Linked DNA regions of Homo sapiens: region 1 is linked to region 2. Evidence: chromatin contacts called from ENCODE Hi-C data. All regions are on one chromosome and are shown on one strand. Each heading gives the region's core, a stretch centred on a gene start or an enhancer-like site at or near the end of the contact. The rest is flanking DNA. Distances are from core to core; before and after follow the strand shown. Region 1 overlaps MEF2C-AS1 (MEF2C antisense RNA 1). Region 2 overlaps MEF2C (myocyte enhancer factor 2C).

Region 1 (5,495 bases), core at 825-3,324, 610 kb after region 2:
TCTGCTCCAACCCAATCTGGAAGTATCTTTTTCTGCAAAAATAGAGGTGTTACAAACACTCCTTATCAATACAATTTAGACAGAACCCAGAGATGGTTTAGCAAGTTTCAGGGAGTCCATCTACAGCTACAGAGGGAAAACATAATTTCCCACCATAAAAAGTAGCAGCGAGCATAGTGCAGGGTGTTTTAGATAGAAGGAAAAAACCTCCTGGCAATATAATTGATAAAAATTATGCACTTAAAGTAACTTTTGAACAGTTGCAAAAGCAAATACTGAATATCTTTTGTAAAGAGCATATGTGATCTGAAACCAAGAAGACAAATCCCAGCTACTGCTGCCCTGGGAGAAGAGCTGTATGAGGCACACAGAAGAGAATGAACATCACCCACATGCCTTTCATATATTTATAACTTCCCATTTCATGGTCAAAACCAAAAACATCTTGACAGTAGCTACTGGAGTGGGTAACTTGACTTGGTGGGTTTCCCCGAGTCTGAAACTTTATGTCAATAGTTTGATGGCAGAGATACATGGTAGTGTCTCCTTTATAACCAAAGGGACTTGTTAAATAGATGCAATAAAAGCTTACAGAAATACATAAGGCATTATTAAGTCATGCATTTCTTATACGTAAAAACTTCTGATCTTATTGTTTATTTTAGAAACTTCATGCAAATGGGAAGAAATTGGGCTGAATGCATTCACATAGTATAAGATACTATTTAAAGAGAGAGGATAGGCAAACATGAAACTGAAATTTTCATAACAAAGAAAAAGATAAAAGAAAATAGTTACCCTTTGTTTAGTCTCTGTTAGAGAACAAATACTCATAATTAAACTGTAACTGGAATCAAAATGTAGTTTGGGATAAACAACCTAACTGGCCTCCAAGATAAATTACAGTACTCATTTCTCTATTGTTGGTTTGTTTTCTCCAGTTTCACCAGGAAGCAGGACTGTGGGGATTCTGTACTTGTATGTCACCACTAAGCAGCTTCTTTCATGCCAACAAGCTTAGTAACTTGTTTGAGTCTGGCCACTTGCACACCATCTGGAACTACTTCACATTCTTATTACAAAAAAGAGAAAGAGAAAAAAAGAATGCATGATGCTGCTGTGTTGCCTTTCATTTGTAGAGTTTGCTGGGCATCTTCCTGACTCAGGTGTTCATTCCTCCTGGAGTCACCCAACCAACCATAATATAGCTGACATTAGGTTCAACCACAGAATTAGTCCCTAGAAATATGTGAGTTCTGAATCTTGTGACATTCCTCTAGATTTCCAAGAAAAAAAATGTAGTTTTATTTTTAAACATTTAATTTTCAGTCTTTTGTGGGTTTCAATTTGTATTCCTCAATTTGCTGTAATTCTTCTGAAGATATAACCAATTTGTGAGGAAATCTGACCAAGGAAGTTTGTTCTAAAGGAGAAACAGCTTACATGGTATGTGTTTTGGCTTATAGTTTGCCATGGGTTGGGATGGAGTGTAGGTAGGGTGGGGGTGAGATAGGGAGAGGGTGAACAATGTGTCCATAGAGAGCTGAAGCTCTATTTTAATCAGGGATACCCCTTTCACCAAAATGTTTGTCGGTGCTCTACTAGTTATTCGTTTCTTAGGATAAACTAAAATGAAGAAACTAATAAAAAAGGTTCTTAGGTTAAAGCTTCATCTGTTTAAAATTTGTGGAAAACATATCTATTCATGACTTTATAAAATGCAAAAGTTTTAATACACACTTAATATTTTGATCTATAACTAACATTGAATAGTTTAATACAGAAAAAGAAAACTTTTGATTATATAGTGCTTATAGTGTAAAGAAACCTCCAAGTACTCTCTTTGAAAATTATTAACCTTAACTCTCCTGCCAGATTTTATGATTGTTTCATTTTCATACCGTTGCAAAGAAAAGAAGAGACCTTCTTTCTTGTTGACCTCCCTAGAGTAGGGGGTCAGTAATTAAGGCACACGTGCCAAACAGGACCCAAGGACTTATTTTCATTGGCATTCATGCTAGTAGACTCCTCTTGAGAGAATAATCACCAGCTGCATTTTGCAACATGTGAGAATGTGTGGGTGGAATAACCACTTCCCCACTTATCTTTTGCTAGTCTCAATATCACTATGCCCCACCTGGCTCACGAGAAGAACAGGTGCTACAAGCTAGGCTCACCACTTGTTTAAAGGATGTTAACCCCCAGCTGGGCCCACAGCCCGGTACTTGGTCCATTATCAGAATATGGGAGGTGTTGTAAAGTGAGAAAAATAAAACCAGTATTTATTGAGCAGTTTATACCTGTGAGACAGTCTTTATAATCTTCAGAGAAGTTAAAGAACTTTTCCAGGATGACAGAGTCACAACAAGTTTGGGTGATTTGAACCTATAGCTTCTAATTCCAAAGTCTATTATAATTTCACTATATATATTTCCATGTCTTCCTAGAAGAAAACAGCTATTATTTTTCAGAAGAAATATCTTAAACTGTTATCCTCAGAAAGCAGTGTTCCAAAGGCTGATAATTTGTCATAAAAGAAGTGTGTTGTGATAAACTGTTTGGAGATCTGTGAGTTAAAATTCAATCTCTCCCCACATAGACTTCTTGGAGCCTTTAGTATGTAAAAATGCATTGAGAATCTTTGAGAGAGATCAGGATGGCTAACTTATTTTCATGTGATGCATCTGTTAATACCTCCTTGAATCTGTATGCTACTGAATGGCATGGGAACTGCTTTGAAATGTCTAGGAAGTCCATTCCACTTATCATGGGTGAAAAATGACTTTGTGCATTTGGATAATAATTATAAATGATATTAAAATAATCATTTGTGATATGAAAAAATAGAATAGAGAAAGATTATTTATCTATGCACTACAAAACTTATTAGTTGAGTTTGAGGTGACCTATTTATTTGATATTTGAATGTGACATCTTTATTTTCTCAACAAAATTTTAATTGGCAATGTGTTCTCATGGCAACAAAACTTATCACAATTCCAAACAAAGAATGAATGTGTAAGGACTAAAGAAAGCTTTTTGTGAATACTGTTCTACTTGCAGGAAACTGTTAATTTATTATTAAAAGACAATTTTTAGTGCCTACAATAAGCCATCCATGGTAGTAGATGTAGAGAAGAACTTAACATGGCCTTTGAGGGCCTCATTGCCTAAATGGAGAAACAAGTTTACTACAACAAATAAAACAAGCTCCTTTTGAGAGAAAGTATCAGCCTATGTTCCCAAACTAGCCCATATCAGCTGCCTATATTACATAGCCAATTCAATGGTAACATTATTCTTGTGGCCTGCTGAGGATTCAGTAGAAGTCAAAATTTGTCATGAGTTTTCTGTGTTTGAGGCAAAAAATATTCCTCGCTCCCAGTGTTCTTGGTCATTAATGATCTTTGTAAAAATTTTGATCAGCCAGCTATTGGTTTGTAGGCTTTTTGTACCCCACCCTGAAAGGTATAGGTGCTCCTTCATCTATCCCTGGGACCTGGGTGTGGATGAGGAGCCCAGCCTGTTGTACCTGATAGCTGGCTGCAGACTGTCCTCAGAGATCTTTGCTTAGGAACACTGGATCCCACTTCTGTTTTCTTATATTCTACTCTTCCCTCTGCTCCCTCATGAATTTGATTTTGTGGATACCCAGTGCCTTATTTGGTAATAATACCAAATACCCCTAATTTTTCTACTGTATTCTTTCTTACATGTCATTGCATGCTTTGTTTATGGCAGGGTAACCTGTACCAACACCCAGCTTATAGACACAAACCTATACACAGAGAACTAGGGAGGACTGAAAAAACCCTTAAGAAGAAAACCTTAACTCTGTCTGGAAGGTCAAGAAAATATCAATGAGACCGTTTAAGCAGTCTTGGGAAATGAATGAGAATTGTGATAGGTAACACTGAGGGTGGTAGTTGGAAAGAAGACATTCTAGACTGAATGAACACCTTATGTAAAAACACACAGTGAGAGTGGTGAACAGCAAAACTGTTATATGACTAGAACATAGAATGTTAAGGTAGGATGTGGTTGAACATGCCAAAAAGTGTGCATAAACACATGGACATTAAATATCAAAAAGATTTTATATAGAAGTAACAAATCATATATAAATCTTAGTAATTTTACTCTGGCATTGACTTAGAGGGTACAAATTGAAGGTAGGTATGCCCTTATTTGAGAAATTATGTGAGTCTGAACTTAACAGTTGAACCAAGATTGTACTACAAACATTATGATGTAAACATTAGAAAACAGGATTTTTTTTTGCTTTGATCAAAATTGTATATTCAGCACCCAGAAGAGTACTTGGCACATAAATTGAATGACTGGATAGCCAGGAGAGTACTCATTATTTAGCTGGCCATCCATCCATCCATCCATCCACCCACCCATCTATTCATTTATATGTCCATTTGTTCGTCAATCTCTCAAACACTAAACACCTGCATTGTGCATATCCTAGGCCTTGAAAGAATGCATAAAGTAGGGATAAAATATGGAAAAGGACATAAACTTAGAAATATGAATGTTTAACAGTGGGATGAAGAAAAGGATCACTGAAAGAGGCTGTAAAAAAGCAGAAAGGGAGGAGATGAAACTAACAGTTTGTTAAAGTGAGAGCTAAAGTTATACAAGATTTCATGAATGACAAGGTAATTGCCAGTATTTTCGTGCTTAGATCAGGTAATGATACTAACTGATGGTCATTGTCCCTCGGATTTCTTCTATTTTTTATTGAGATATAATTTACAATCAATAGAAAGAACAGACTCTAAGAGTATGTAGTTCAATGAAATTTGGCAAGTATATACAATTGTGTTACATACTTATCAAAATATGAAATACTTCTGTCTTTCCCCAAAGTTCTTTCATGTTCCTTTCCAGTCAATTCCTCCCACACAAAGCTGAGCAGTGCTCAGATTTTTTTCACCATGATTGCTTTTGTCATTTCCTGTCTCCTGTCCTATCACATGCGTATTGGACCCTTGACACTGTGCCCTAACTCACTGTTTCAGTGGTTTCCTCTGTGTGCTTTAGACAGTTTTATTAGCTGATCTTATACAATATCCACTCTGCTGTTAAGCCCATGCATTTGAGATGTTTACTACAATTATATTATTTTTCAGTTTTAAAATTTCTACTTGTTGTTTTCTTTTCCTAGTTTGTATTTCTCTGTTGAGATTTCCCATCATTTCACATATTATCTGTTTTTAAAAAATCCTTGAATATATTTATATTAACTTTTTTTTTTTTTTTTTTTTTGAGACAGAGTCTCACTTTTTACCCAGGCTGGAGTGCAGTGGTGCAGTCTTGGCTCACTGCTAGCTCTGCCTCCTGGGTTCACGCCATTCTCCTGCCTCAGCCTCCTAAGTAGCTAGGACTATAGGCACCTGCCACCACACCCGGCTAATTTTTTGTATTTTTAGTAGAGATGGGGTTTCACCGTGTTAGCCAGGATGGTCTCGATCCCCTGACCCTGT
Region 2 (5,593 bases), core at 665-3,164:
AAGCAAGACTCCTTCCCTGGAGCTGAAATGAAGTGATGATGCCTCCGCTAAAGTGCTGATTCACCAAGGCACAGGAATAGCCATTGAACTGGAAGACTGAAAGGGTTTTCTTAGGTCTCTGATGTTCAGTATCCTACTAACAGAAAAGTGGGTATCCCAAGGTCTGCGTTTTTCATATTTCAAAATATGACCAAGAGAGCTAGGGAGGAGTTGATTACAAATGCCAGCAGAGCTGGCATGACAGTGGACTCAGAAAGACATCTGCTGATTTCCTCCACTGCCTCTGAAGGGAGAATAAGAGAACTCAGCTACCTGATTCAACAATCCTTGCTAGAAACTAGACAGTTGTTTTCTGAAGCTTTCTAAAGGAGACAGTTAAACCTCATTGTTATTGCCATCATTACAAAACACAAGTATCTATTACCCCTGCATGAGTGAGATTGTGTGCTACCCAGTGAGGATGCAAAGACAAGGCCCCAGGCTTGAAAAGCTCTGAAATCTCTTTGTGGTAATCCAATACATACTCATGGAAAACATAAAGACCAATACAAGGCAGCGTAGGGTGAGGTGCCTGCAGAGTAATCCAGATTAAGTGTTATTGAGTTCCCGGGAGAGAAGAGGTGATCCAATAAAAGATTCACAGAAGAGGCAGGAATTGATGAGGGCCTTAAAGAAAGGCCATAGGAAGATATGTTAGGCTTGTGACTGGGCAGTAGGAAAGGGCTGAGGTAGGAGTTTAAAGAGCATGGTAAGGGGCACTGAGAGGAACCTGTTTAGAAGGGGACCCGTGAAAAGAGAGGGGTGTCAGAGGCTCTGGAGGGATGCAGGGGTTGGGCTGTGGAGATCTCAAATTCCAGGCTAAAAGTCCTTGGGTTTATATGGTGGAAATGAAAGTTTCAGAGTAGAGGTATGACACAGACCTCTAAGTGGTCAGAAAGATCTACTGGCATTGGTATACTCAGGAATTAGTAAGGCCTGCTAGTGTGGACCAGTCTGGAGACTACTTTGATGGCCTGAGATAGAGGCCATGAGGAACTGGGAAGGCAGAGCAAAGGTATATTTCAGGAGATATTTATGGGAACATCTTTAGAAGCAAAATATATTTGAGGCACACTGTATAAAGCAGATTTGTTCTTCATATCCCATTCATTTACCTGTCTCATTTTATGCATGAATAAACAGGCTGAATATATAACAAATAACTACAAGATTAAGTCTGTCAATTGGATTATGAATAAAATTATCCCAGTTCCTGGGGCAAAAAAACAAAAATAAAGCAAACTGGACACCCCCAAAACGTGTGTTAAGTGACAGGACTCACTTAAGAAATGTTGGTTGAATCTGAATATCAATTCCCTTCTATAAGAAAACTTCTGGAATATTAGCCAAATTCTCTAAAGCTAGATAAATATGACAAACCCCCAAATTTTCTTTACAGTAAATTCGAACAGTATTCCATGGCAAAAGCTGTTACATAAAACAATGCATTTACTTCCTCTCACTAGAAGAAAAAAACAAACAAAAGAGAGTATGTTCACTTAAAAAAAAAAAGCTTGACAAAATGGAGTGCTTAGAGGAGTTTTATATTTAATATGTCATCCTGAATCATTATTGTGAATATGTTATGAACTTAGTTTGAATTAATAGATTCTACGGGATAAAAAGAGAATAAGAACATCAAGGTCAATTCTGCTCTATACTTTGCTGTCAGCTGAAGGTCAGATGGACACACTGAAGACATATGTCACTTATCTATTAAGCCTGTGTGAGATCTGGTTTATATAAACAATCAAATGGAAAATTAGCTGGGTAATTTCAAAAGAAGGGGGAGAAAAAAGTCTGTTAAGCAGTGCAATGAAGCTTGAATAGATCAGAAGAAACTAAAACCCCAGCTCGGTAGATGCCGATACTGGTTTGCATGGAGGAGTTATTTTGCTAAAAGGAAGTAAAACCGCTTCGTGAAATGTGTTGTCCTGTGATATGACAAGCACTGGGCCAGTGTGCGAAAATGGAAATGCTTCACGGAGGCCTTGAGAAAAGTTTGTTTTTTTTTTTTTTTTTTTTTTTTTTTTTTTTTAGCATTTTCTACAGTAAACTCTCTGAGAAATTCCAACAAAGCCTATGTCTTTTTGCCCACATTTTAAACAGTGATTCAGGGCAGCAGTAGGGGAAAAAAAAGTAAATATACATTGTAGCTTTTCATTCAGTAAATACCTCAAAACTAAAAAAATTGATTTTAAAAGCCTTCTATTTTTCTCTTGGAATATTTCCTGTTATTTGGAAATTACGCCATTTTAGAAGATTAGTCACATATTTTAAGGTGTTTACATACTGAAATGTAAAATATTTTGAACCATGATGACACTTCTTAAATTCATATTTTTAGAGCATCAAGTTATTTTTAAGAACAAATAAATTCTGCTTTTTGCTAGTGAATTTCTGCTGTTTTTAGCATATTGTGCCAGCTAGCATTTTGGAGCCGTATAATAACCATTTCTGTTTCCAGCCACCAAATTGTTATTCTTTGGACATAATATAGATTCAGGAATGCAAGACTGTGGATCCTAAACCAGTGATATAGAAACCTATGATTTGAAAATCAATGATGAATACATGCGTGTGGTTTACTGCTAAGAAGAGCCTGCATTTAAACCGGCTGGGAAACCGCAGCCTCCTCCTCACTCAGAATGCTGCGGCCTGTGTTGAGCCTGTTGTCCCACCTTAAGATAAATTCACCAAAGAGAATGGTCGCATTTAAATTCAGGGGTCCGGGAGGTGGGAAACACCACCTCTCAACAACCTTCTAATATATGGATTCAACCTTTTTTCATGCTATGTTTTAAAATTACCCTCTGCCTGGACAATTATCAATTTAGACGTGACTGTATGCAGATGTCACATTCCTCTGACCACTTAAAGGCACAAAAATTATAAAGCAGGAGTGAATGGATTTCCTGATTATAGATTATAAGAAAATGAAGTACAGACCAACTTTAGAGTCAGTTTGTTTTATAGTTTCATTTGATTAAAAATATTGTTTTACATAAAAATAACAAATTTAAGCATATATGAGTTAACTTACATAAAGGATTAGAGAATCTACCTCTTCTGGTTACAAGTTTGTATATACTCATATTAGTGTCAATACATAGAACTTGAATGTGGTGTTAGGAGAAAAACATTTTTCTCCCCAGTTAACTTGCAAACACTTGCTGCATTTTTTTTATTGACTCCTATTTTAAGAAGTCGTAAATTCAAAGAACATATTCCTGGCTTAAGATATTATGAGGAAGGCATTTTGCCTTGTCTCACAGAGCTCACTTGAACATGTAGCTCTCTTTGAGCTCAAAGTTCTGAAACTTTCTTTTATTTGGATGTTTAGGCATTTTGAGTTTTCTTCACTTGTTTCTTTTTCTTTTCTAGGACTTTGAATTATGAATACAAGCATATAAGACTAATAAGCATAAACAGAATTAGTCACTATGGACCATGGCTAATTCTGCCATTGGCATAACCATTTTTTAATCTACCAAACTGTCATCTTCTATTATCCCCTCTCCTCCTTCCATCTCCATATCCAATGAGATACCAAATCTTATTCATTTTTCTTCAGAAATGCCTGTCTCTACTTCCACTGCCACCATCTTAGCTTTGGCTTCCATCACCATTTGAATAAATATTTCAGCAACTCGGCCGGGCGCGGTGGCTCACGCCTGTAATCCCAGCACTTTGGGAGGCCGAGGCGGGTGGATCATGAGGTCAGGAGATCGAGACCATCCTGGCTAACAAGGTGAAACCCCGTCTCTACTAAAAATACAAAAAATTAGCCGGGCGCGGTGGCGGGCGCCTGTAGTCCCAGCTACTCGGGAGGCTGAGGCAGGAGAATGGCGTGAACCCGGGAAGCGGAGCTTGCAGTGAGCCGAGATTGCGCCACTGCAGTCCGCAGTCCGACCTGGGCGACAGAGCGAGACTCCGTCTCAAAAAAAAAAAAAAAAAAAAAAAAAAAATATTTCAGCAACTCTCCATCTGGGCCTCTGGTCTCTACTTGAGGGGTTCTTCACCAGGCCTTAAGAGGAGTTTCAGGCCTTCAGAGGAGTTCCTTAAAGCTGTATGCAAACTTTTGTGCATTTGTGTGATGCTAACCAACCCACTCAAGGAAGTCTTTCTGAACTGCTACTTCCATCATGTTCCTTTTTCATACATGAGTGCTTAACACAGTTGAGTCAGTGCCCTGCCTGGCTCTCAGAACTGTCTACAGTTGACACACTCTATCTATGAAACCTAATTTCCAATGGTCACAGCCTGCCTTATGGTCCTCGGAATATATGCAAATCTTTGCTCTAGCAGTTCAATAACTGGCAGTATTGGCTCTCCTGTTTAATTCAAATTTATCTTTTAAGGATCAACTAAAGTTCCAACTCTTTCATGATGCCTTTCAGACAACTTCAGCCCACACTGAATTCACTCCCCTCTGCTGCAATTAGTGGCAGCGATAATACACAGAGTACTAGTTCTTTATATGTTTCAGGTGCTTCACAAATAGATATATAGAATATGCTAGAAAAATTAAGAATTATTCAGGAAAGGCACTAAAAGGTAAGTTATTGAGGGACAATGAGGTGAGAACTGAAAATGTAATGAGTAACTTGTTAAATTGAAACATCAAGGGTCTCTTCTCTTTATGCTACTTGAGAAAATTTTATATTTTAGATAATGATTGCAAATTGATGACCAAGTACACTATTGAGACAAACTGCTTATCTACCATATATATGAAAGCCAGGAAATCATGTAAGTGCCCACCTACTAAATTTGTTTATAGAGAGTTAATTAAAGCGTCTTTTCTACCTGTTGCACCTGTTAATCATTTCACAGCACATTACCTTAGCTAACTGCAAGTGGTAGAATTAAACAAGTCAGACATTTTCCCTAATGAAAATGAAAAGTTGAAGTCTCTGATATTTTCTTCCACACTGACGAGTATTTGTTGCCACAGGTTGTCGTTATATCAAGGTAAATCTCAATACTAATTTACTCATACAGAACTTTTCACCAAAAGATAAGCTGCATGGTATCCTAGGGAAAAGAATGGTGGCAGGGTGGCTATTAAGAGTGAACAGGAATTTATCAGATGGTTCAGAGAGAGGCTTTGCGGAGAGAAGGAATGCAGGACAGAGAGATCTCAGAGTTTAGAAGGAGGGGCATTCCTCTGAAGATGAAACAATGGATCTTGAAGAGCAGAAAGTTTTCCGAAGTTGAAAAAGAAGGCTTGGCTAACATGAACCTCTAAGATTATGTTAACTTTACACTGTAGGCTTTATACTAAGCTTTTACCAAATTTTATACTCTAGAAAATGAGTGCCTAAGATAGCTTCTTAGTTGTTAGCTTTATTAAATTTGTGTTAGGAAAGGAACAATGATGGCAGTGGAAAGGAGAGACAAAAGGGGGTTGGACTGCTGTTAGAGAAGCTAGTTAGAACGCCTTGCTCTAGAATACATGAGAAATGATGTCTGAATGAGGCAGCGCAGAGAGAAAGGTTTACAGGCATCCAGGAGTTGGGGACAAAAAAAAGATAAGGCAGAGTAATCTAGG

The links. A loop is a pair of places that touch in the nucleus more often than their neighbours do. Pooled maps may share reads with other maps.
Region 1: a loop to region 2 is called in a map of GM12878, with 7 times the contacts of the local background. The contact joins two enhancer-like sites. A Hi-C loop is called at or near these places in 1 of 168 maps with a recorded cell type or tissue (GM12878), 30 of 37 single-sample maps with no recorded cell type and 8 of 50 pooled maps.

Annotation. Positions count from the first base shown.
Region 1 is chr5:89,341,782-89,347,276 of GRCh38, forward strand. All of the region lies in intron 7 of MEF2C-AS1 (MEF2C antisense RNA 1), which reads left to right. Among named protein-coding and RNA genes, the nearest start is that of LINC02161, 240 kb to the right of the region's middle. RefSeq lists an enhancer at 1,060-1,109. Within about 2 kb of position 2,075, at least 3 of the 41 ENCODE cell types and tissues checked have a DNase peak (open chromatin) inside an H3K27ac peak, as active enhancers do; they include GM12878, where a contact is called at or near this core.
Region 2 is chr5:88,732,522-88,738,114 of GRCh38, forward strand. The region is part of intron 6 of MEF2C (myocyte enhancer factor 2C); the gene reads right to left. Among named protein-coding and RNA genes, the nearest start is that of GSCAR, 38 kb to the left of the region's middle. RefSeq lists enhancers at 1-81, 2,773-2,872, 4,005-4,054. Within about 2 kb of position 1,915, at least 9 of the 41 ENCODE cell types and tissues checked have a DNase peak (open chromatin) inside an H3K27ac peak, as active enhancers do; they include GM12878, where a contact is called at or near this core.